Linked DNA regions of Mus musculus: region 2 is linked to region 1. A link is a loop called in an ENCODE intact Hi-C map of the cell type or tissue named here. Cell type or tissue: gastrocnemius. All regions are shown on one strand. Each heading gives the region's core, and the rest is flanking DNA. Links, peaks and the distances in the headings are about the cores only.

Region 1 (11,002 bases), core at 3,003-11,002:
TGAAGCCCTTCGCCAACCTCCTATCTATAAGCAAGCCCCACAGTGAGGCCTACTCTTTTTCCTCATCCTTCCCCAGCTGAAGTTCAGAACAAAGGCATTTGTGGCTTAGATATTGTCAGCCGGAGAGCAGACTGTACCTGTTCAGCTCCCAGCTGGCTGCATTCAGGGTACACACCAGACACTCAACAAAGATGGCCTGAGAGCCCCGCTGGATGGTACAGGCCTATCTGTCACCCCACCACTCTGGAGGCTGAGGCTGGGAGATGGAGAGTCCAGAGCTAGTCTGGGACACACAAGGAAAGACCTGCCCGAGACCAATAAATGCTCAAACTCATGCATACTGGTAATCCAGAGGATACAAACTTGAGTTTTCCAGAACTTCCTGGTGTCTTTACTTCATGATGGCTTCTAACTGTCCTTCATTTCACCCTCTGGGCAGGTGAAATGAAGGACCCTCAGGCAATAGCCCGTTCCTCCAGTAACCCACTCAAGTTAACCGTTCTAGGCGGCCAAGCTGACAGATTAAACCTGGGGTTCTCCGGGGCAAATCTGGAGAAGCCAACATGACAGGCTCAGAACTCACCTGAGAAAATGAGAGCCCTGCCCAGCCATCCCAAAGACCAGATCTGGACATCACAGCATGTGCAAAGGGCCTGTGGCACACTGTCTACAATGAAAGATGCCGAAAGGCCCCGGGGCGGGGGGGGGGGGGGGGGGGGGGAGGCAAGTCTCTCACTCACACAGAACTGTGTCTGCAGAAAATTCCAACGGAGCTAGCAAGCTGGAAGTCCTCAGGCCCGATAGGATCAGACAACCCCAGACAAGCAAATCCAATCCCAGGAGCCTGCTGCCTAGCCCACACCTGACCCCAGGCCTGCGGGCAAAACCTCCTTCATCTCACCAGTAAAGCAAACCAAAGGACTGACATACCTGCCCGCCCCCAAGCCCCACCCCCAAACACAGGAATCAGCAAATGGGAAAGGAAGCCGTAGTTTCCATCATTACAGTATGGAGGAGGGACTGGCTGTGTACCAGGCAGGGTAGAGTGACTGTAGCGGTAGCCGTAGCTACTATGGTGGGGGCGGGGGTGGAATCTCACGGCCATAGGATGATCCATCCTCTCCAAGCTATGCAAGCATCTCCGAGGATGTGGTTTGGAGCCCCCAGCCTTCCACCCTCCACCCGCTTCACCACAAGAAACTGCAGAGTCACCCGCTTCCGCGTCCGTCTGGACTTTATTTGTGGCACTGCCAAGCATTTCACAAGGGGCTGAGCAGGGAACCACGAGGACCGCAGCGCTGTGGTCCTTGGCTGTTAGTGGCCGGAGGCCAGAGGACGCAGGGGCTGTCTCAGCTGCAGGCTCCTGGAACAGCAGGAGCCCGGCCACAAGCCAGGTCTCTGAGGTCTAATGCAAACGCCCCATGCCGAGCGTGCAAATCACAGCTAGATAATCCTGTCTGTAAGTGCCCGTCTAGGCCGGGGCACTTCTGCGAGGATTTTTATTAGCCCGAGGCACCTACTGTGTGCTGTGCCCTTGCTGGGAGGATGAACAAGTGTTCTTTTGGTTCTCTGTGTAGCCCTGGCTGTCCTCGAACTCACTCTGTAGACCAGGCTGGCCTCGAACTCAGAAATCTGCCTGCCTCTGCCTCCCAAGTGCTGGGACTAAAGTCGTGTGCCACCACTGCCCAGCTTGTTTTGTTTCTTGAACCCAGGACTTTGACTGCCAAAGGCAAACAGCCTTCCACAGAATTACATCTCGGCCCCAAATGCATATTTAAATACAAGTAAATATACCTGAAGCCTGGCTAGGTGGTAGGTGCTCTTGAGAAAATGGAAGAGGAAAAAAAAAAAAAAAAGGTATCAAGAAGACAGGGAAGCATGCAGAAGGGTGGGAGCCAGAGGAAGGTACAGTGCATACTGCCAAAGGCCAAAAGGGAACAAGCTGCAAGGGCAGCCCGTGCAAAGGCCCTGGGGTAGCCCAGGAACAACAGAGAGTCTGTGGGAGAAGGGTGGGTGGAAGAGCTGTGAGGTCAGTGTTGTCATAGGGAAGGTCACAGGAGAAACTGATTCCCGGATGGCTGCAAGGACCACAGGGCCTAAGCGTTGGCTTGGTTCTCTTGGATATCAGGGTCTGTGGGGCTTGGGGGTGGCAGAGATGGGGTAGAGGTGGGGGAGGAGACAAGAGCAGAGAAGGGTGTGGGGCCTGGGAACAGGGCTGGAGGGAGGGACACCTTGGCTTCTACTGTATCCCATATGGAATTTTTGGCGATGGGTCATGAAAATCCCTATTTTTTTTTCCTCTCTCCCAGCCCGGACATCTGGTTTTGAGCACACTGTGAGAGATTGCTGGGATCTGGAGCCTGCTGCTTGAAGCAGGCTCCCCTTGCATCTTCGTACCACATTCCCTGCTTCTCAGCCTCCTGGAGAATGTCCGGAATGAGCCCCTGGGTGGCCTAGCCTCCCCGCTGGGTTGGGAAGGCAGCTTTCAACAGTTGGTGGGAAAACCCCTCCCCCACCCCAAACTTCCAAAGGCCCTGACTGGTTACACTCACTGCCTTGGGGCTCAAAGCAGTTCAGCCTAGACACCTACAGAAGAGCCAGCCAGAGGCCGGGTCCAGGCCAAGACCAAATCAGAGTCCAGAGGCTAAGCAGGATATGCCCTTGGATAGCCCCTTCTAGTCTCTGCTGGCTAGCTCTGGGCCAGGTATGGCAGTCTCTTTAAGGACCTGGAGGGCAGTGGTGGCGCACACCTTTAGTCCTAGCACAGAGGAGTCAGAGACAGGTAGATTTCTTTGTTTGAGGCCAGCCTGGTCTACACAGAAAAAACTCTGTCTTGTGGGAAAAAAGGATCTGGAGACTTGGAGCCTGTCTGTCCTGTGGCTCAGCAGGGCCCTCCAGATGTCTCAAGGACCTAAAAAGCTCACACGAGCTGAGGGAAGGTCACATCCCATAGAGGGGCTAGACTATGCAACAAGAAGCAATCCTGGATGTATAGGACCCAGATTCCAAGGGGCACACATCTGGGTTTGGCCCCCAGCTGAGATTTCCTCGTGCCATTCCGACAATAGAAATGAAGCTGTCCCAACTCCCCCACAAGGAACTCACCCTCTGGCAAACCCAGGAAGAGCTGCCACAGTGGCGGGCACCCCACTAGCCCCACCTATCATCCCACTGTTGCCTGGCCCTTTGAAAACCTCTGGATCAGTTCTCCAGGTGAGGGGCGGCCCTTCCAGCCACCCATCCAGGGTATTCCTTGAGGACACGCTCTGGCCCTGGCGCGTGGCTAACAACAGACCTCACTGAGAGAGGGTGGCTTCATGCCTCTGTGGGGCCATAGCTTCCTCAGCACCAGGCCTGTGTCTGGAAGATCCATTGGAGGCTGTTTAGCCTTAGAGCATGGAGAAGGGCCAGAAGCAAGTGCAGAGACAGAACACAAGTGAAAGCTGCCTCCAGGCAAACCCCCTAGGGCTCCAGATGACTGAGTCAAGCACTCCCAGAGCACTGGAGAGGCAGAGACAGGCAGATCTCGGAGTCTGAGGTCAGCCTGGTCTACACAGTGAGTTCCAGGTAAGCTAAAGCTACACAAAGAAACCCTGTCTCAAAAAAAAAGGGGAAAGAGTGGGAGATCTAGGGGATCTTGCTAAGGATTTGATGTTTAAGATGATGGCAGGTGGTAGGGATGAGACATGCTGGGCTGCAGATTCTGCCTGGCATTCTCTTCTAAACTAGGAAGATCAGGGTCCCCATCCAGAGCTTTCTAGCTAGGCACCTTACAGAGGTTATTAGTCTAGGAAGCTGTGTGCTATGGTGGCTGGGCACCCAGACCCACAAGTAGACTGCTAGCTGATCAACTTCTGATGAAGTCGCTCAACCCCTCTGGTCCAAATCGTACAGGTTACCATGGGAATTAAATGGCAAACTGTCGCTGAGCCTGCAGGGAATCTGAAGATGGAACTCCTGCCTGCCGTCATCGCCTTACGGATGTGGAAAGCATCAGCACCTCAATGTCACCCAGCCGAGAAGCAGCATCATGGTTACTTTTTTATTGCTGACCTGAGAAACTGTGACTGTGATGGTTTGTATATGCTTGGCCCAGGGAGTGGCACTATTTGGAGGTGTGGCCTTGTTGGAGTGGGTGTGGCCTTGTTGGAGTGGGTGTGTCACTGTGGGAGTGGGCTTTTATTTTATTTTATTTTGGTGGTGGTGGGGGGTTACGAGACAGGGTTTCTCTGTGTAGCTCTGGCTGTCCTGGAACTCACTCTGTAGACCAGGCTGGCCTCGAACTCAGAAATCTGCCTGCCTCTGCCTTCCAAGTGCTGGGATTAAAGGCATGCGCCACCACAGCCCGGCGGGAGTGGGCTTTAGTACCCTAGTCCTAGCTACCTAGAAGCCAGTCTTCCACTAGCCGCCTTCAGATGTAGAACTCTTAGCTCCTCCTGCACCAGGCCTGTCTGGATGCTGCCATGCTCCTGCCTTGATAATAATGGACTGAACCTCTGAACCTGTAAGCCAGCCCCAATTAAACGTTGCCTTTTATAAGACTTGCATTAGTCATGGTGTCTGTTCACAGCAGTAAAACCCTCACTAAGACAATGACCCAGGCAACTTATAGAAGAAAGGGTTTATTCAGATCTTGCTTACAGTTTCAGAAGGTAACCCCATGACTGCTGTTTAGGGGGTGTGGCAGCAGGCAGACAGGCATAATGCAAGAGCGTTAGCTATAAGCCCTTATCTTGAGACAAATCATGAGGCGAGGGAGTTGCCTGAAAAATGGGGTGAATTTTGGAAACTTTAATGTTCCCTCCAGTGACACACCTCCTCCAACAAGGCCACACCTCCTAAACCTTCCTATATAGTTCCGCTAGCTGGGACTAAGCATTCAAACCTAAAAGCCTATAGGACCATTCTCATTTAAACCTCCACAAGTCCATAAGCAGTTACCATTAGCAAACAGCTACATGGCACTCCAGAGCCACAGGAAGGTCCAGGGGTCAGGGCTCCAACTTCCCTGAGGTGGCAGCATACCAGTGCCAGCTACAGCAGTCAGAGGATGCAGCCACCCAGACCCTCTTGTCATGGTACCAGCCACCCCAGGGCCAGACAGAACTTCTCAGGTTGTGTCAGATACAAAGAGAGCGATAAGGATACCCAGGAGAGAAAAGGACTAGGCAGGGAGACAAGCCAGGGCCTACAATTCATCCCCCAAGTCTGCCATCTCACCCACTCTGGCACACCCACCTTGGCCTTAGGATCTATGAGGAGCATCTCTGGTACTCAGGACTGCCTCATATACACTATCACTATTGCTCTTCACTTCCTGAGTGCACTTGAAAAAACTTGCCCTCCCCCCAGCGCCCCTCCCCCACCTTTCATGTTCAGTATGGCTTGTCACCCTTGTATAGTCAGGGGTCTCACCCAAAGTCACAGAAGCAATAGAGCATGTGATATGACTAGAGAAGACAGATGATTGATAGATAGATAGATAGATAGATAGATAGATAGATAGATAGATAGATAGATATAGACAGATATATAGACAGGCGATAGAATGATGATAGATAGATAGATAGATAGATAGATAGATAGATAGATAGATAGATAGATAGATAGATGGTTTGAATAGGAATGAACCTCAGAAATGCAAGCTTATGTGTTTGAATGCTTGGCCCATAGAAAGTGGTGCTATTAAGTGGTGTGGAGTTTGTTGTTGTAGTAGGGGCAGGTGCAGCTTTGTTGAAGGAAGTTTGTCACTAGAGGGTGGGCTCAGAAGTTCAAGTCCTGGCTCAATGGCTCACAGTCACTTCCCGCCCCCCACACACATACACACTCCAGATGTAGATCTCTCAGCTCCCTCTCCAGTACCACATCTGCCTGTGTGCTGCCATGCTTCCTGCCAGCAAGATAATGAACTAAACCAGGTACGCCAGCCATAGTTAAATCATTTCCTTTAGAAGAGTTTCTGTGGTCATAGTGTTTCTTCACAGCAATAGAAATCCTAAGACAGACAGACAGACAGAGAAATAGAGATAGACTGTAGATTGATGATAGATAGGTGATAGAAAGATAGAAAGATAAATAGATAGATAGATAAAGACAGGTAGATAAAAAAATTGAATGATAGAAGATATAGCAAGATTATATATAAATGGCGATAGATAGATCAGTTTGTGATCAGTAGATAGGCGGTTGATGGATAGAGTCTTAGGACCTGGCTAACAGTCATCAAGGCTACAAAAAATCCCAGGGTCAGCAGTTTGCCCACTGGAGGCCCAGGAAGCTGGTTCCCTTGGAGTCTGGAGCTAAGACCCAGGACAGCTGCCATGTGCCTCCATCCAAAGCCTGGAAGCCCAAGAGGCGCGCTCTGCTTCCAGTTCAGCCGCACAGGGAGGGGGACACCTGCTGACCGGGCTTTCAGGCAGCCAGGCAAGGAACTTCCTCTTGCTCTCAGGAGAATCAGCCTTCTCTGCTAATCCGGGAGAGCTCCGCCCACACTGGGGAGCATCCACTGGTTTGACTCACTCTCTGCATTCACTCAAGAGTGGGTACATCCTGAGTCATTACCAGGAATGATGTTTGGCCAAAGGTCTGGGCACCTCCTGACAGGGCATCTGTTGTGGAGTATCTGTCCCCCCCCCCCCCCCCCGTACATGTATTTGATATGCACGTGAATTTTGTGGGAATATGGATCTGGTGTGTCTTGTCCAGGACTCAGTCTCCAGGACCCAGAAAAGCACATGGCAAAGAGTTAATGCTGATGTAAGGGTTACTGAGTGAATGAGTCAACATAAGAAATGTAAACTTCAGCAGGGCGCTTATGGCACACGCCTTGGGAGGTAGAGGGCAGGTTGGATGGCTGTGAGTTCCAAGCCAGCCTGGTTCTACAGAGTGAGTTCCAGGATTGCCAGGGATACACAGAGAAACAAAATGAACCGAAACAAAATGAACCGAAACAAAACAAACAGAATGTACACTTCTGGGTCAGGTTTCTTAGAAGGAACAGCTTACTAGAAGGATTAATCCTTTTGACTCAGGGTTTCCGAGGGGTCAATCTGGGGTCACTTGAGCAGAGGTCATGGAGATAGGGATGTGTGGAGAAGAAGGTTGCTCTCATTATGGTGGACAGAAAGCTCAGAGGGGATGCGGGATACAGGGAGACACACACACACACACACAACCCTACTCCTCTACTACCACCCCTACCCACTGCCTTCAGCTAGGCCCCGCCCTCTGGCTCCTACCGCCTCCCTACAGCGCCACCTGCTGGAGGTGGGGCTTGAGGGAGGGCGTGCAGGTTCTTCAAGCCAGCCGCTTATCCCGAGTGTCTAGATGAATCATTACCTGTCCCCTGCCACACAGAACAGGGCTGACGTGTGCAACCAGCAGGCATGGTACGCGGCACAGACTTGCTCACAAAAGGCCTTGCGGTGTTTGTGCCTCTCATGTTTAAGGTCAGATTCTGAGGACACTCGAGTTAGGCCTTGAAGATCCCCAAGACAGGGAGCCATGGCTTCCTGGCACTAAATTACATCTGATAGGAAGGATGGCCTCTGGAGGTCCCAGCATGACCCTTGATCTCAGGCTTGAGAGGCCCCCCCAACTCCACCCCTACCCCTAAGCTATAGCCCCTCCCCTCAAGGCTATCCTGGGATCCAACCTCTAGCATTTTATCCTGAGGCTACAGGGTAAACTGAGGCAGGCACAGCAGGAGATCACGGGACAAAGTACTGATCCCCTTGACCTCAGGCCAGGTACAACTCTGAGCCTTGCCTCGGCTTTCCCTGTGGTAAAGAATGAGCAGCCCCTCCCCCACTGCTCATGCAGGTATGAGGTGGACCAGGCAACTGAAGTCTGACAACCACTCCTACTTGCTCCCGATCCATCCTGCTTCCCCTGATAGGGTGACTCTGACAGCGGATCTGTGGACCCCCATACCCAGCACCTGCAGATTCCACAGCCCTGCCAGTCCATTGCCTGGGCCAGTGGCCAACAGGCCAGGGCAGGTCTGGACTTACCCAAACAGGACGCCTTCAGGCTTTTAGCTTTCACCCAGGCTCTCCTGAGATTAAGCAAGGTTCACTCTGAGGCAGGTGTTGGGCCAGCATCCCTGAGGCCACATTATGTAAGGAGCCAAGGCCTTTCCTCATCCTTTATGGACAGGACCCGGCTGTCCTTCCCAGACTCCCTCATAGCCAGGTGTCTCCACAGGAGATGGGATGACCGGCAGGGTAGGGTGGTTTCTCTCCTGCTGGGCCTGCTCAACTCTGTCCGTGGTACACATCCACCATCTGCCCCAAGCCATGAAAGACAGAGCCAAGGAGGTAAGGGACACCTGAATCACAGCCTGGAGGTGTCCCTCTGCAAGTCAGGAGCACTCTACAGGGATCTCCCGTGGCTGCAGCCACCATGCTACTTGATTCCATGGCTTCCTCAACGGGTTGCAATAAGCTATGGAGCTTAGGGATGCTGCGGCTACTTGTTACACAGCAGCAACTTTGTAGCTGACTGTTACATTAGGCTCAGCTCCACCTAGCACTAAGGTTCATCCTTAGCTCTCAATGGGGATGACAAGGCGTGTAAGATGTAAAGGGAGAAACTGAGGCTCAGCGATCCTCATGTGGAGGACAGAGCAGAGGCCGAGCAGACTTAGGGCTCTGCTGAGAGCACTTATGGGACCTCCTATGTCCTAGTAAGGGGTGTTACATGAAGAAATTAGTGTGCAATGGCGGGTGTGGGAGATGGCCTTGTATGTAAAGCGCTTGCTGTGTATAAGCATAAGGCCCTAAGTTTGATCCCCAGATCTCATGCAATCAGATGCTGTGCGTGTTGGCACATTGATCCCTTGTGAGAGACAAGCAGACCCCCGAGGCCCACGGACATCCCTCCTACAACCAAGTTACTCTGGCAAGTTCCAAGCCGGTGGGAGGCTCTGTCTCCAAACTAAGTTCAAGGTACATGAAGAAGCACGCCGAAAGTGGTCCCCAGGTCAGGCCTACACACACGTGTGCACACAGGAAAGAATGAGGCCGATCCAAGAACACCTTCCCTCTTTGGGGAGATGCCAAGGACACACAGAGACCTTCAATGAAGAAAGAAGCAGCCCGGGGATAGCCACAGAAAGGTGTTTCAGGTAAAGGGGAAAGTGCAAGGGTCTTGAGGCAGAGCCAGGAGCTTCGGGGTATTGAGTGTATACTGCCAGCCTGCCCCTCCCTGTGTGCAGCGGGGAGCTGGCAGGTTTCCATCCCAGCAGGCTCTGCGGTCCGGTCCATTGTCCCTGCAGATCACCTAGCGGGGAAGGGTGGGGGGAGGCCACTACCGTGAGAACTAAAGGTCTCAGGATGGCAACACAGGAGGAGGTGGCTGCGCATGTGGGTGGGGGTGGGAAGGTGACAGGAGACACAGCCTCCACCACCACCACCACCACCACCACCGCTACCACCCTGTGCCCTGCGCTGCACTCTGAGACGAGAGCCTGCTGAGATGCTGCAGTGAGAGAAGCCTGGGCCAGATGGAGCGGGACCCATTTGTTCCTGTGAAACCTTCAGCTGTAGTAGGAGTAGGAAGCAGAATTCTAGAGTTGCTCTTAACCTCTGAGGCATCTCAACTCAGAGATAGAACACTCATTCAGTACCTGTGAAGCCTGGTGAATCCCCAGCATCGTGTGTCCCATACATGCATGCACACATGCTACACACATGTACACATACACACACATGCATGTACACTCACAGGGTCATTCATACAAGTGACAGTATAAGGTCTTTGGGCCACCTTAGAAAATTCCATCCTCTCGGCAGTGGTGGCACATGCCTCTAATCCCAGCACTTGGGAGACAGAGGCAGGTGGATTTCTGAGTTTGAGGCCAGCCTGGTCTACAGAGTGAGTTCCAGGACAGCCAGGGCTATACAGAGAAACCCTGTCTCAGGAAAAAAAAGAAAAAAAAGAAAGAAAGAAAGAAGAGAAAAGGAAAGGAAAGGAAAGGAAAGGAAAGGAAAGGAAAGGAAAGAAAAGAAAAGAAAAGAAAAGAAAAGAAAAGAAAAGTTCCATTCATTCTGCATGACCTCGAGTCTACCCTGTGACCACAATCTCCATCCTGGTAAAATCCCTTGAGAAATAGGTTCCTGTGCTTAGAAAAAAAAATAAGCAGGGAGAGCTGGGCGGTGTTGATGCAGGTCCAAATCTCCCAGTGTGGGGTCAGCCTGGTCTACAGAACAAGTTCCAGGACAGCCAGGGCGACACAAAGAGAAACCCTGTCTCAAAAAACCAAAAAGCAAAGAAGAGAAGAGAAGAGAAAGAAAAGCAGAGAGAGGAAAAAGCCACGGAAAGTTTAGGTTACCCACGTGTAGATGCTTCTCAGATGCCTGTCCACAATGGACCCAGGGACCCAGAAGCCTGGTGTCATCATTTGCCAAGGCATCCTATACAGCAAGACAACAGAACAAGTCATAGTGACATGCGTGCGACCAGACGCAGAGGCACACAGCTCAGAGGATTCTGTTAAAGTCCGAAGTCAGGTACAAGGGACCCCAATGGGAACTGAGTATCAAAGGGCTTTGGGAGGCCAGTGATTAAATAGGGGGATTCTGGGGTGAAAACTGGGGCTGGACTGGTACAACTGGTTGAAGTTGGGTTGGCTACCCCGGATGTGGTTGTTTTATGAAAATTCCCAGCTCGGGGTAGTGGTCCACACCTGTATCCCCAGTACTGAGGCAGGAGGATGGCAAGTTTGACACCAGCTTGGGGTACATACTGAGTTCGGCCCTGGCTGCCGAGTGAGAGTCGGTCTCAACAAAAAGAGAACCAAAAACTGGGGGCGTGCAAGATGGCTCAATGGGTAAAGGTGCTTGCTGCCAAGCCTGACCACCTGAGTTTGATCCGCAGTGCCCACGAGGTAAAAGGAGAACCAGCCGCTTGTCCTCTGACTTCCCCGTGTGTGCACACAACCAAAATTTTCCTTAGGAAGGAAGGCCTGCGCATTTTTTTCTGAATGCCTACTGGATTTCAA
Region 2 (12,388 bases), core at 1,655-9,654, 55 kb after region 1:
AAATCAGCCTCTACATGCTGTCCCTAGCTTGGCACATCTGTGTTGCTAAGGGTTGACTTGGGCTCCAAGTTACCACCACACAGTAGCCCCAGATGACCCTGGAGTAACACAAGGTCGATACAGGCAGACACTGATGCCGATGAAATGGTGGTTCAAGAAGTGCTTAAAGCCAGACAACTGTAGAATGTGGGAAGAGCAAGGGATGGTAGCAAGAGATGCTGAGACCACACTGTTGTCATGAATATTAAAAATCCCGGTCTAGGGCTTCTTCCTACCTTAGATCATTTATGTTCCCGGATGAAAGACACACGCAGCCTTTATATTTTTAAATATGCCTTAGACAGCACCATAGCTGGGCAGCTGCCTACCCTCCTTGCTGTTAGTATCTACTTTCGATAACCCTAAGTTATTATTTACTAGGTACTATGTTCCATCTAGCTGCTCCTTACCCAATGGGGCAGCCATCTGGGCCACGTTCTCCCATGGCATCTCTCCTCCCTCCTGCTCATTCTTCTATCCCACGGTGGCTTCTCCTCCTCTCTCTTCCCACTTCGTGGTCCTCCCTCTTGAAAGCCTGTGAAACCTCAACCCTACCTATGTCTCTTCAGCCCAGCTATGGGGCCCCCAAGATCTGAAGTCTACACATAGCCCCTGGAACCTGCCCTTGAGTTAATTCTGATTGGTGAATAAGGATGCCTGTTAAGTGCCTTGGTTGCTCTTCCAAAGGACCTGGGTTCGATTCCCAGTGCCCACATGGAGGCTCACCCTGCCCGTAATTCCAGGTCCAGGGAATTCAATGCTCTCTTCTGGCCTCTCTGGGATATACATGGTACATACATGATACATAGACATATATACAGACAAGACACCCATATACATAAAAAAAGAAAAGAAAAGAAAAAAAAAAGATCTGATCTCTGCTCCTGCACATTGAGGTTTCTGTCAGTGGCAAAAAGTTGTCTTCCTACTTCAGGCGGCAAACAGCAGCTGCCTCTCTCCCACTGTAGCTCAGCTTTCATCACTGACTGACCTCAGGTCGAGTGGTACTCAGTGGCCAGCTCACCTTGGCAGGTCCTTGATCTCCCAGGGGAAGGATGCTCTGACAGGAGCGGGTGGATGGAGAGAGCCAGAGCTGGAAGAGAAAGAGGAGTGAAGGGGTTGTTGTTGTAAATATTTAATCTCAAACAGGGTTTCCTACCCCGCCTTTGATCATTTGGTTCCCAGATAAAAGACACACAACCTTTATATTTTTAATAAGCCTTAATCAGCACTAAAGCTGGGCAGATAGCCACCCTCTAAGCTACTAAAATCTATTTCCCCATCAAACACCCCAAGTTATAATTTGCCACGTTCCATCTGGGCAGCTCTTAGCTCCAATTGGCCAGCCCTCATGGCCATGTATTCACAACTCACCTAACCCATGGCATCTCCTCCTCTCTCTACCTCTCCTCCCCGTGGTTCTCTTCAGACCCCAAGCCCAGCAACCCAAGAGCCCCGCCTACCTCTCTTCTGCCCAGCTATTGGCTGTAGGCATCTTTATTCACCAATCAGGAGTAACGTGAGGGGAGCAAGGTTACATATGTCACTTAGGTATGTCACTTGGGTACATACCATACTGACTCTCTTGTCCCCAGGGGCAGTTGGACCTTGGGGCCCAGTATTTAGCATTACCATCCAAGCAAAAGACCAAACCTCAGCAGGTTGTCCTCAACACAGGCAGAGACTATAGGATTCTCAAGCCGGGACTGCTAGCTACCATGGCAACAGGACCTGCAGGGGCATGCTGGGCCAGGTGAGCTCTGAGAGCATCTCTTCTCTGGAACAGCTACAATTGCCATTTCAATGCAGGCGGCCCCCTGGGGTATTCAGTGTGTCACTATGACACCAGCTTCCTGGGGGAGGGGAGTATCACCAGGTGCAGGGCCCTACTCCCACCCAAAGACATTCTCCTTGCAAAGTGAGTGGGCAAGCAAAGGAGTGGGATCTCCTCTGGTGGCCTCTTTAGAAGCTGCTTTTGTAAGCCTGGTGGTGGTGGTGCACGCCTTGAATCCCAGTATTCAGGAGGCAGAGGCAGGCAGATCTGAGAGTTTGAGGCCAGTCTTTTCTAAGAAGAAAGAAAGAAAGAAAGAAAGAAAGAAAGAAAGAAAGAAAGAAAGAAAGAAAGAGAGAGAAGGAGAAAGAAAGAAGGAAAGAAAGAAGGAAAGAAAGAAAGAAAGAAAGGAAGGAAGGAAGAAAGAGAGAGAAGGAGAAAGAAAGAAGGAAAGAAAGAAGGAAAGAAAGAAGGAAAGAAAGAAAGAAAGAAAGAAAGAAAGAAAGGAAGAAAGGAAGGGAGAAAGAAAGAAGGAAAGAAAGAAAAGAGAAAGAAAGGAAGGAAGAAAGGGAGAGAAAGAAAGAAAGAAAGGGAGAGAGAGAGAAAGAAAGAAAGAAAGAAAGAAAGAAAGAAAGAAAGAAAGAAAGAAAGAAAGAAAGAAAGAAAGAAAGGGGAAGGAAGAAGAAAAGAAAGGAAAGAAACAAGTTGCATTTGTGTAGTGTGTAACACAGACACTGCCGGGTGGGACTGCTACAGACCTCTCCAGGACCCCTCCTCCAGAGCCCCTTGTCCATGGGACACTGGAAGGGACTTCAATCAACCCCACCATGCTAGTCAGACCCATGTCTCCCATGTGGGCACAACTGAAGGACTCATGGTGACCGAGCCCAGAGACGTCTGCCTGGCCATTGGTCTTGCCTGACCCATCTTGCCATCACCCAGGGGCCTATGCCCTGCCCCTCAAGGACTCAGTGTGTCATTTCACCTTGCTGTGTGATCTCAGTCCAGCTGCTGCCCTCTCTGAGTCCCGCTCCCCTGGGTTGCAGGGGCGGGGCTGAGATGGAGAAGGAAGGAAATAATAACACAGGACAGGAGGAAAGGCCCCAGAAGTTCCCTGTGGAGAGGTGAGTGACCCCACACAAGCTAGCTCTCGCTCCCCCCCCTCTCTCTCTCTCTCGTGCCCTGCCTCCTGCTGGATGGCACTGGAGCTGTGGAGTCTGACTGCAGGGGAGGGGGAGGGGAGGGGGAGGGGGAGCTCTGGGGCTGTGCGCCTCTGAAGCCTGCCTGGCAGGCTCCACTCCAGACAGAGGCAAAGGCCACACAGGGATCCAAAAACTGGTTCACGCTGAGCCGGCCAGGCCCATTGAGGTTTTAAGTTTGGGTCCAGCACTGTCCTCAGTAGAGAGTGTGGTTGGTGCACGGAATCTGGGGCCACTGCTTCAGACATTTCTGTCTGCTGCCACCACCAGGACCCTGGGCTTTCATTCACCCACACCTTCCTGGTCCTCCCACCTTAGCCTGACAGCATCCGTGTGTGGCCTTCTGACCAAGTGGCTGGTAAGTGGCTCTTGGGGTCAAGCGTCCCTCTGGGACAGGTGACGTTTATTGTTAAAAGGGTGAGGTTCATCTGCGGTGAACTGGGGCCCCAGGGCAGGAATGTACAAGGCCTGACTCTCCCGCCATTTGCTCCCAGATCGGATGTTCTCCTGGCAAGGACACCTGGTGGCCTAGAGCCAGGCCCTGGTGAGCCAGACTATGAAAGACTGGGCCAACAAGAGTCAGGCCGCAGTGAGCCACCATGGCTGTTAAACCAGTGCAGAGGGGACACAAGGAGGAAAAATGAGGGCTGTGTCCTGTGCCTCACCCCCACATCTTCACCCAGCAGAATGTGTGTCTGGTGAACTCTCTGTGGCACAGGATTTTTTTTTTTTTTTAAGATTTATTTATTTATTATATGTAAGTACACTGTAGCTGTCTTCAGACACTCCAGAAGAGGGCATCAGATCTCATTACGGGTGGTTGTGAGCCACCATGTGGTTGCTGGGATTTGAATTTCGGACCTTCGGAAGAGCAGTCAGGTGCTCTTACCCACTGAGCCATCTCACCAGCCCAGGATTTTTTAAATTAAAGATTTAAGGAGCCAGATGTGGTGGCGCACGCCTTTAATCCCAGCACTTGGGAGGCAGAGGCAGGCGGATTTCTGAATTCAAGGCCAGCCTGGTCTACAATGTGAGTTCCAGGACAGCTAGGGCTGTACAGAGAAACCCTGTCTTGAAAAACCAAAAAATAAAAAAATAAAAAAAATTTAAAAATTAAAAATTTAAGGAAGTGTGTGTATGTATATGTGCATATGTGTACATATGTGGGTATATGTATACATACACACATGTGTGTATATGTGCATATGTGTACATGTGTGTAAGTATGTATGTGTGTGTGCATATATGTGTAGTTTATATGCATGTGTTCATATGTATATGTTTGTGTGTATGTGTATATGTATGTGTATAAGAATTATGTGTGTGCATATATGTGTATATGTGTGTATGTGTGTATTTGTGTGTGTGTGTGTGTGTGTGTGTGTGTGTGTGTGTGTAAAACCTCAAACGAACCAGATCCCCTGGAGCTGAAGTTCAATGTGGTTGCTGGGACCTGAACTCAGGCCCTCAGTAAGAGCTGTATGTTTTCTTAAGGACCATGTCAGTTTTTGGCCTGAGGGAGGAGGACAGGGAGGGGGAGGGGGAGGAGGACAGGGAGGGGGATGGGGATGGGGAGGAGGACAGGGAGGGGGACAGGGAGAAGAGGGGGAGAAGGAGGAGAAGGAGGAGAAGGAAGAAGAGGAGGAGGAGGGGAGGAGGAGAAGAAGAAAGAAGAAGAAAAGAAGAAGAGAAGAAGAAGAAGAAGAAGAAGAAGAAGAAGAAGAAGAAGAAGAAGAAGAAGAAGAAGAAGAAAAGGAGACCATAGCTCAGTGGTAGGGCCTCTGCTTAGCCTAAGCCTTTGATCTTCAGCACCAGGAAAAAAGATAACCTCTGACAGACCCACAGCTCTAGAGGCAGCACCAAGAGAGAGGGGTTTTTCCAGGACACTTTCTGGGAAAAAGGGACAGAATGAAGCCCCAGGCTGGTCCTCTCTTGCTCTAGAGCCTGCCCTGCACCTGAGCCTGCCCATCAGAAGTCAGACTGGATGGATGGAGTGTTTGTGTATACATGCGTGTGTGTGTGTGTGTGTGTGTGTGTGTGTGTTTAATGTGTGTTCACATGTGCACATGTGTGTGTTTATGTATTTGTGTGTGTACTTATGTGTGCACATGTATGTGTGTGTGCATGTGCTGTTTACGAGGCAGCCATTGTTCTGTGAACTCACCCCTGCTGCCCCCTCCCAGAAGGGTTTCATCTCCCTCATCAGCAGCTCTACTGCTGAGTCCCTGATCCACCCCTCCCTCAGCCCTGGCACCCAGTGTCCCGCCTCCCATCTGCATGTGACAGCTGCAGCTGCCTCCCACGGGGCCTCTTGCCATCTGGGGGGCTGGCTGCTTCTTAGCTGAGTCTCTGTGTGTCACAGCTTGTGGCACAACTCCCTTCTCTCCCCCGTTTCTTCGTGTCTTAAATAGATTTTCTTTTTTCAGAGCATTGGGGACCTGCAGCAGGGAGCCAGCCAAGCCGAGGGAGAGGGAGGCTCCTAAGGGACCCAATATGTGTGGCAGCAGGGGTGGGGGGGGTATGTGTGCGGGTGGTGGGGGGAGAGGAGAAAGGAAGAAGACTACAGATTAAGTCCATCAGGTGCAAAGGTCCTGTGGTCAGAGACTTGCTCATAGAGACAGAAGGCTAGGAAGCAGGAAGGCCAGGGGTCTCAGGATGAGCCTCAACTCAGTCATATCAGCTACCGGCCCTGGGCACAGAGGCCTCACAGGGGAATAGAAGACAAGTGGGTCTTCTCTTCCTCCCAGGGAAAGACATGAGAACAGGCTCTACTCCCAGCCTGGCCTCATCACTATCCTCAGAGCAAAATATGACAGTCCTGTGTGATCTGAGGCTCAGGTAAGTTCTGAAACGGACTGAGCATCTCGAAGCGCCTAGCCCTGGCTGGGGAGCCGATTTGGAGCCAGCTAGGAGGCACACTGCATTCAGGTTCCACTTCCTGGATCCTTCTTGGCCACATAGAAGGTCACACCAGGGGGCCAGCCGCCTTCCTGACCCCACTGCTCAATTGTACTTTGTATCTGCTGTCTGCTCGGATCTGAGTCTCTCCCGGTGCCTGGCCCACTGTGGATGTAAGTGCCCACATTTGGTAGACAGTCAGAGAGACCCTGCTGTGTGTTAGTTCTGAGCTGGTGACAGGCCACAATCCTGAGCCAGCCTGGAAAAATGCAGAGTGGGAGGCTGGGGGGGGGGGGGGCGCCGAGGGACCTCCAGCTGCCAGCAGCAGCAGATCTGATTTTGCCTGCACTTGCAAAGAAGTGAGCACCAGCCAGGAGCAGCTCAGGGTGTGGAGCAGCCTAGGCAGAGGTCCCGAGGCAGGGCTGCCTCCAAAAACCAGTGGAAGCCATCAGGAAGGCAGATGTGAAGGGCAAAAGGGGTCACCCGTGTGTGTGTGTGGGGGGGGGGGGAGTGTATCACTGGCGTGAGAGGAAGGGCGCCACTGGCATGAGGGGAGGGCAACCGGGATCTTCGCTCTAAGGAAGGTGGGAGTCACAGGAGGAGAGTAGATGCTTTGGGCTGTAACAGATTTAACAGACTGCTGCTGCTTAAGAGATGAAGCTGGTAGGGGAAGGCGTGGCCACTGGAAACCCAGAGGACTGGATTAGTGCACAGGGTCCAGGCAACAAAGGTGGCTGGAACCAGGAACTGTGATCCTCGCTAATGAAATGGTTGCAGAACAGGCTGGGGGCGGGGGTGGGGGGGGGGTGGAGGGAGAAGCAGCCAGGGGTGACCCTGAGTCCTTAGTCCGGCATAGACAGATGGTTCAGCTTGGCAGAGATGTGAAATGCCAAGAAGGGGGCCTGAGGCCCATCTCCAGCAGCGGTAAGTTCAAGATGCCGTGAGCCATCTGCCACTCCATGGCGGCAGCGTTGAGTTCCCTCCTGGGACCCCCGCTGCAGGAAACAGGATGCGCTGTCTGCCTGGAGAATCCAGAACCTTTGCTCATCTCGGCTCGCCTCGGGCGCTCTGGCTCCTCTGGGGATTAGGCGAGCCAACCCGATCTTTCTCTGAGCTCAGCAGCTCTGCCTCTGCCTTACGCCGTGGGGAGGCTGGCGTCATAAATGAGCCACTGTGATCCCCAGCCTCAGATGTGTCTCCTGGAGCGGCTCAGACAATAGACGGGATTTGGATGAGCTCACGCTGTGGCGGGCACCTTAGACGCGCCATGAATCACGACACGGGACAGGAAGCCACAGTGATCTCAGTCCCTAAGAGGGAATAAGAGAGGCCCCTAGGCCCCTCCTGCCCCAAATTACCATTCTGTGTGCAAGCAGGGTGGTGCACTCAGGGCGCGCGCATACTGGCTTGTGTTCATGTGGTGTGTGTGTGTGTGTGTGTGTGTGTGTGTGTGTGTGTCCCAGATTTAGAGTAAAAGGAGAGATGAAGGTTGTTTCTGTTTTATTTTGAAACATGTAGCCCTGGCTGACTTGGAACTTGCTCTGCACACCAGGCTTGGAACTCTGAGTTCTATCTCCTATCTCTGCTTCCTGAATCCTGGGCTTAAAGGTGTGTGCCACCACGGTCAGCAAGTGAAGGTTTTCTTGAGGACATGAGGAAGATGTCATTGTTGCAGGTCCCTGAGCAAAGTACCTGGCCTCTCTGGGTTTCTTTCTTTATCCCACAGTAGGTAAGGATAACAATTACTAAAGATGCTGAGATGAACCACTCCCTTCTGATGCTCAGAACAGGGTGGTGTACCATTTTAAGAATGGGTATGGTGGCCGGGTGTGGTGGCACACGCCTTTAATCCCAGCACTCGGGAGGCAGAGGCAGGCGAATTTCTGAGTTCAAGGCCAGCCTGATCTACAGAGTGAGTTCCAGGACAGTCAGGGCTATACAGAGAAACCCTGTCTCAAAAAAAAAGAAAGAAAGAAAGAAAGAAAGAAAGAAAGAAAGAAAGAAAGAAAGAAAGAAAGAAAGAGAGAGAGAAAAGAGAAGAGAAGAGAAAAGAAAAGAAAAGAAAAGAAAAGAAAAGAAAAGAAAAGAAAAGAAAAGAAAAGAAAAGAATGGGTATGGTTGGGTGTGGTGAGTCATGCCTATAATCCCAGCACTTGGGAGGCGAAGGCAGGAAGGTTGTAGGTTTGAGGCTAGTCTGAGCTATGACGCAAGACTGGAGTTAGGGGTGGGGGTGGGGGAGAGACATAAGATTTAGTCAGGTTCACATGCCGTGTGTGTGTGTGTGTGTGTGTGTGTGTGTGTGTGTGTGTGTGTGTATGAGTGGTTGGGTGTATAGTGTGCATGTGTATAAGCATTTGATATACAGATGTGACACGGGTACCTTCTTCCATTGCTCTGTATTGAATATGTTGAGATAGGATCTCCAATTTGAACCCAGAGCTCACGGATCCCAGAGCTTGCTCTGAAAACCACGCAGCTCCACCTCTGACTGCTGGGATTATACAGGGGAGCTGCCAGCACACATGTCAGGCTTTTACCTGGGTCCCGGGGATCTGAACTACCTGCCTCATAATGACATGCTGCCTGAGGAGCTGTCTTCTCGCTCCATGTGTCCCTTAACAATAGTCACTGCTCAGTCTATCAAGGGCTGAGATTTACGGATTTCCATTTGTTACGGAAGCAAAACACACCTTCTCCTGACTGAGCTCAAGATGAGGGAGGAGCTATGTGGTCTGCAGCCGGGTGCACGGCATAGCGGGAGGGGGAGTTTTGTTTTTGGCCCATGCCCATCACGGAAGGGACTGCTACAGCGAGTGGCTTTGTCTGGGGTGGCAGGAGTGTATACGGCTTCTCTCACCTTAGGGAATCATGACACAAAGAGCTCTGGCCGTAACCAGAAGGGAAGACAACCAAGACCTGCCCACAGAGAACCACTGACTCAGCTAGACCATAGGTCCCCAAGGTTCCACAGCCTCTCACAGTAGCACCCTCAACTGGGGGAGTGGGGGTGGGGAGAGTCCAACGCACAAGTCTGTAGGAAGCAGGCCCAAACCATAACAGATCCATCTCTCAACAGCCACATCTGGATGTCCTGGGGTTGGAGCCACAAGAGGTTCCTAGACGGGGGAGCCCAGGAGATGTCCAGGCTTAGAGTCAGATACCTCATGGAAGCCTCAGCTAAGCCCTGGCTCACCAACACCATCCCTGTTTCCTTAAGATGTCTTTGTACCCACTGAGTCCATGTGCACAGGGGGCTCCCCTGATCTAGGAGAGCCCTAAAGCCTGAGGATCATAATTGACCCATTCTATAGACAGGAACCTGGCTCAGGTTGAAGACAAAATACTTGGTTAACTCACAAAACCTTGTGGTTCTTGGCAGATGAGCAGGACCAGTCCTTGGTGGGGGAGGGTGTCTCGTGTCTCTCCCCAAACAAACACACTGTCCGGCTCGGTGTAGATATAATGCTAACACAGACCAGAGACAGAAGACAGCTCGCTGTTCTCCATCTGCCACTTACTCAGCGTTCCTGTTGAACTTGAAAAGAAAAAAATCTCAGAGAATGTCAGCGTCTTTGCAAAGTCCCCGACCAGTCATGACAGGCCATCTAAAACCAGGCTGGACCCAGAAGGAGCAGAGAGCTGCTTTGTTTGATCCCTGGTCGGTGGCTCTAGAGTTGAGGTCAGTTCCTTCAGGCTGGGTGGGGGTAGCAGATTCCCCCTGCCCCATGAAAACCAGGGCTGACGTGGGAGTGGTGGTGTATACCTTTAAGCCTAGCATGGTTGCTGGATGGTGGTGGTGCACGCCTTTAATCCCAGCACTTGGGAGGCAGAGGCAAGGAGATCTCTAAGTTCGAGGCCAGCCTAGTCTACAGAGTGGGTTCCAGGATAGCTAGGGCTACACAGAGAAACCCTGTCCTGTGCACCCCTGCACTGCCAGCCTAGCTCCTCCAGTTCCTTCAGGAGCTGCCCATCTGACCCTAGCTTCTCTGAAGACTTGTATTTTGTGTATATGAGTGTTTGCCTGCATGTATGTATGTGTACCACGTGCATACAGTTCCCAATGCAGACAGAAGAAGGCGATGTGGGTGCTGGGAACTGACCCCAGGACCTCTGGAAGAGCAGCCAGTGCTCTGAACCACTGGGCCATCTCTTCAGTCTCAGCTTCTAGGTTTTGATCCATACTGGGCTCCTGGCCTCTCCCATGCTCCTCTCTTAACTTCTTTCTCCAGGAACGCCCTTGCCTGAGGCTTTAAGCCATTAAACCAGGAGGATGAAGATTCTGGAAGCAGCCTGCAGAGACAGCTGTACCTCACTGGCAAGGCACATGCCATCCATGGAACTGGGTGTTTACAGACAACTCAAGTGGCCATTTCCTGTTGTCTCTATTGTGGCAAACCACAGTTTGTTTGTTTGTTTTTTAAACAAATTTAAGCAGCCATGGAGCCCAGAGATGTCACCAGCATCCTAGTTCGACTCGTTGTCCCATTGGGTGGCATCTGCACCAGGGAAGCTGGCTGGTTCATGCTTTATTGATCATGTTTCCTAAGCAAGAACACTGCAGGTCCCTCCTGGTGCGTCTGACCTTCAGTTGCCCTCAGCCGGCAGGAGGACACATGCCCAGTCAGCTATGGGCAGTTAAAGAGCAAAGAGTGGAGGTAACTTGGCTGTCAGTGACCTCCTGTGGCTGGGGACTTTGGATAACAGGCTCAGCACACAAAGAATCCAGCGAGGTCAGAGGGGGAGGTGATAGAGAAAGGCTGCCAGGTAGATCTGCCTGTGAGCCGTGTTATCAGAGGTCATATCACAGACCTGGGCAGGATTAAAACAAACCAGCTGCCTTGTCAAGACATAGGACTAGACGGACAGCAGGTGCAAATAATTTCAAATTCATTATAATCCAATTCAACCCCATAAGTTACTGTCTGAGTCGGATCCACCCACAAACTGTCCCCTGGGGGCTGGAGAGATGACTCAGTAGTTGAGACCCTGGCTGCTCGTCCAGAGGACCCAAGTTCAATTCCCAGCATCCGAATGGCAGCTCAAAACTGTCTCTAAATCGAGTTCCAGTGTACCTAACACCCTCATGCAGATAGAAACACACGCAGGCAAAACACCAATGCGCATAAAATAAAAAGAAATAAATCACTCTTGCCCTCTTGCCTTCTTGCACTTGCTCTGTCGTCTCCCCCTTCCCCCCTTCTCTCTCTACGTGCTCATGGCCAGCCTCTACTCCTCTACGTCTCTGTCTCTGCTTTCTCTTTCTTTGCCTCTATTACCCTCTTAACTCTCCTCCCCATGCACTTAATAAACTCTATTCTATACTTAAAAAGAAGAAAGAAAGAAATCATTAAAAACAAACAAACAGCCGGGCAGTGGTGGCGCACACCTTTAATCCTAGCACTTGGGAGGCAGAGACAGGCGGATTTCTGAGTTCGAGGCCAGCCTGGTCTACAAAGTGAGTTCCAGGACAGCCAGGATTACAGAGAAACCCTGTCTCGAAAAACCAAAAAAAAAAAAAAAAAAAAAAACAAACAAACAAACAAACCTGTCCCTGGGATATTCACAAGCATTTATCCATATTGAGATTTTGGAATCTGTATGTAAAAGCTGCCCATAGCTACTCTCATAGCCAACAGAAACCGCAGGGCCCACAGCCCTGATGGGCCCAGAATCATCAGGTCTTTATAGGATTATGAACCCAGTGCCAGGAGGTGGTGGATGGCAGACCTCAGCAGCTCACTTGCCCGCCAGCCTAGCAGAGCTAGTGAGTTCTAGGTTCCGTGAGAGACACTATCTCAAAAAATAAGGTCAGGGCTGGAGAGATGGCTCTCTGGGTGAAGGTGCTTGCGGAAGAGCTTGGTAATCCTTTGAGATCCACGTAATGGAAGAAGAGAATGAATGCCTAAGAGTTGTCCTTAGATCTTTCGGTGTGTCCCATGGTACATGCATACAGTGAATGAATGAATGAATGAATGAATGATACAGAGGAAGATACCGGCTTCAGTCTCTGATCTCTATACCCATGTACACACACACAACTTAACATAGTGCCGAACTATCCTACAGAGATGAACACTTCCCTGGGACCCAGATCCCAAACATCCTTTATTGTCCGTATTCCCGTCCACATCACCAAAAACATCTTTTGATTTATTCTTAATGGGGAGAGGGGGTTGGTAATAGCATCTTGCTCTGTAGTCCTGACTGCCCTTGAATTCATGGCCATCCTCCTGCCTCAGTGTTCTGAGACGCTGTATGAGCCATCACACTCAGCCTCTTTGACTGAAGTTCATTAAAACAAGGCAACACCTAAAATTCTTTTACTCTGTTTTGTAGTCGGAGTTCAAGGGTTCTATCCACATGTGGTTGGTGGCTGGGACCTTTATTGATACAGTTGCAAGCAGACAATTTATATGATTATGTATAATTATTCATGTCAGTGGAACCATGCAGGACTTTATCTGATCTTCATCATTTCTCT

The links. Hi-C counts contacts between places; a loop is a spot of excess contacts. Peaks named below come from ENCODE experiments on the same cell type or tissue, not always from the same donor. Only the 100,000 strongest peaks of a DNase experiment are listed, where the experiment ranks them.
Region 2: it touches region 1 in a loop (2.0-fold over the local background); 7 of 42 quality-filtered maps call a loop at or near these places.

Annotation. Positions count from the first base shown.
Region 1 is chr5:125,182,576-125,193,577 of GRCm38, forward strand. No RefSeq gene overlaps it. Among named protein-coding and RNA genes, the nearest start is that of Ncor2, 8.9 kb to the left of the region's middle. In gastrocnemius, for the core only: CTCF peaks have their summits at 6,415 and 7,262 (motif pointing left); DNase peaks (open chromatin) are centred at 6,447, 7,245 and 7,800.
Region 2 is chr5:125,238,806-125,251,193 of GRCm38, forward strand. It overlaps Gm32585 (a long non-coding RNA gene), which reads right to left. Exons shown (of 4, transcript XR_377061.3): 2 at 9,265-9,442; 3 at 1,064-1,132. Among named protein-coding and RNA genes, the nearest start is that of Gm32585, 7.4 kb to the right of the region's middle. In gastrocnemius, for the core only: no CTCF peak of the experiment used is centred there; DNase peaks (open chromatin) are centred at 3,538, 5,300, 6,127 and 6,863; H3K4me3 peaks cover 828 bases; H3K27ac peaks cover 2,999 bases.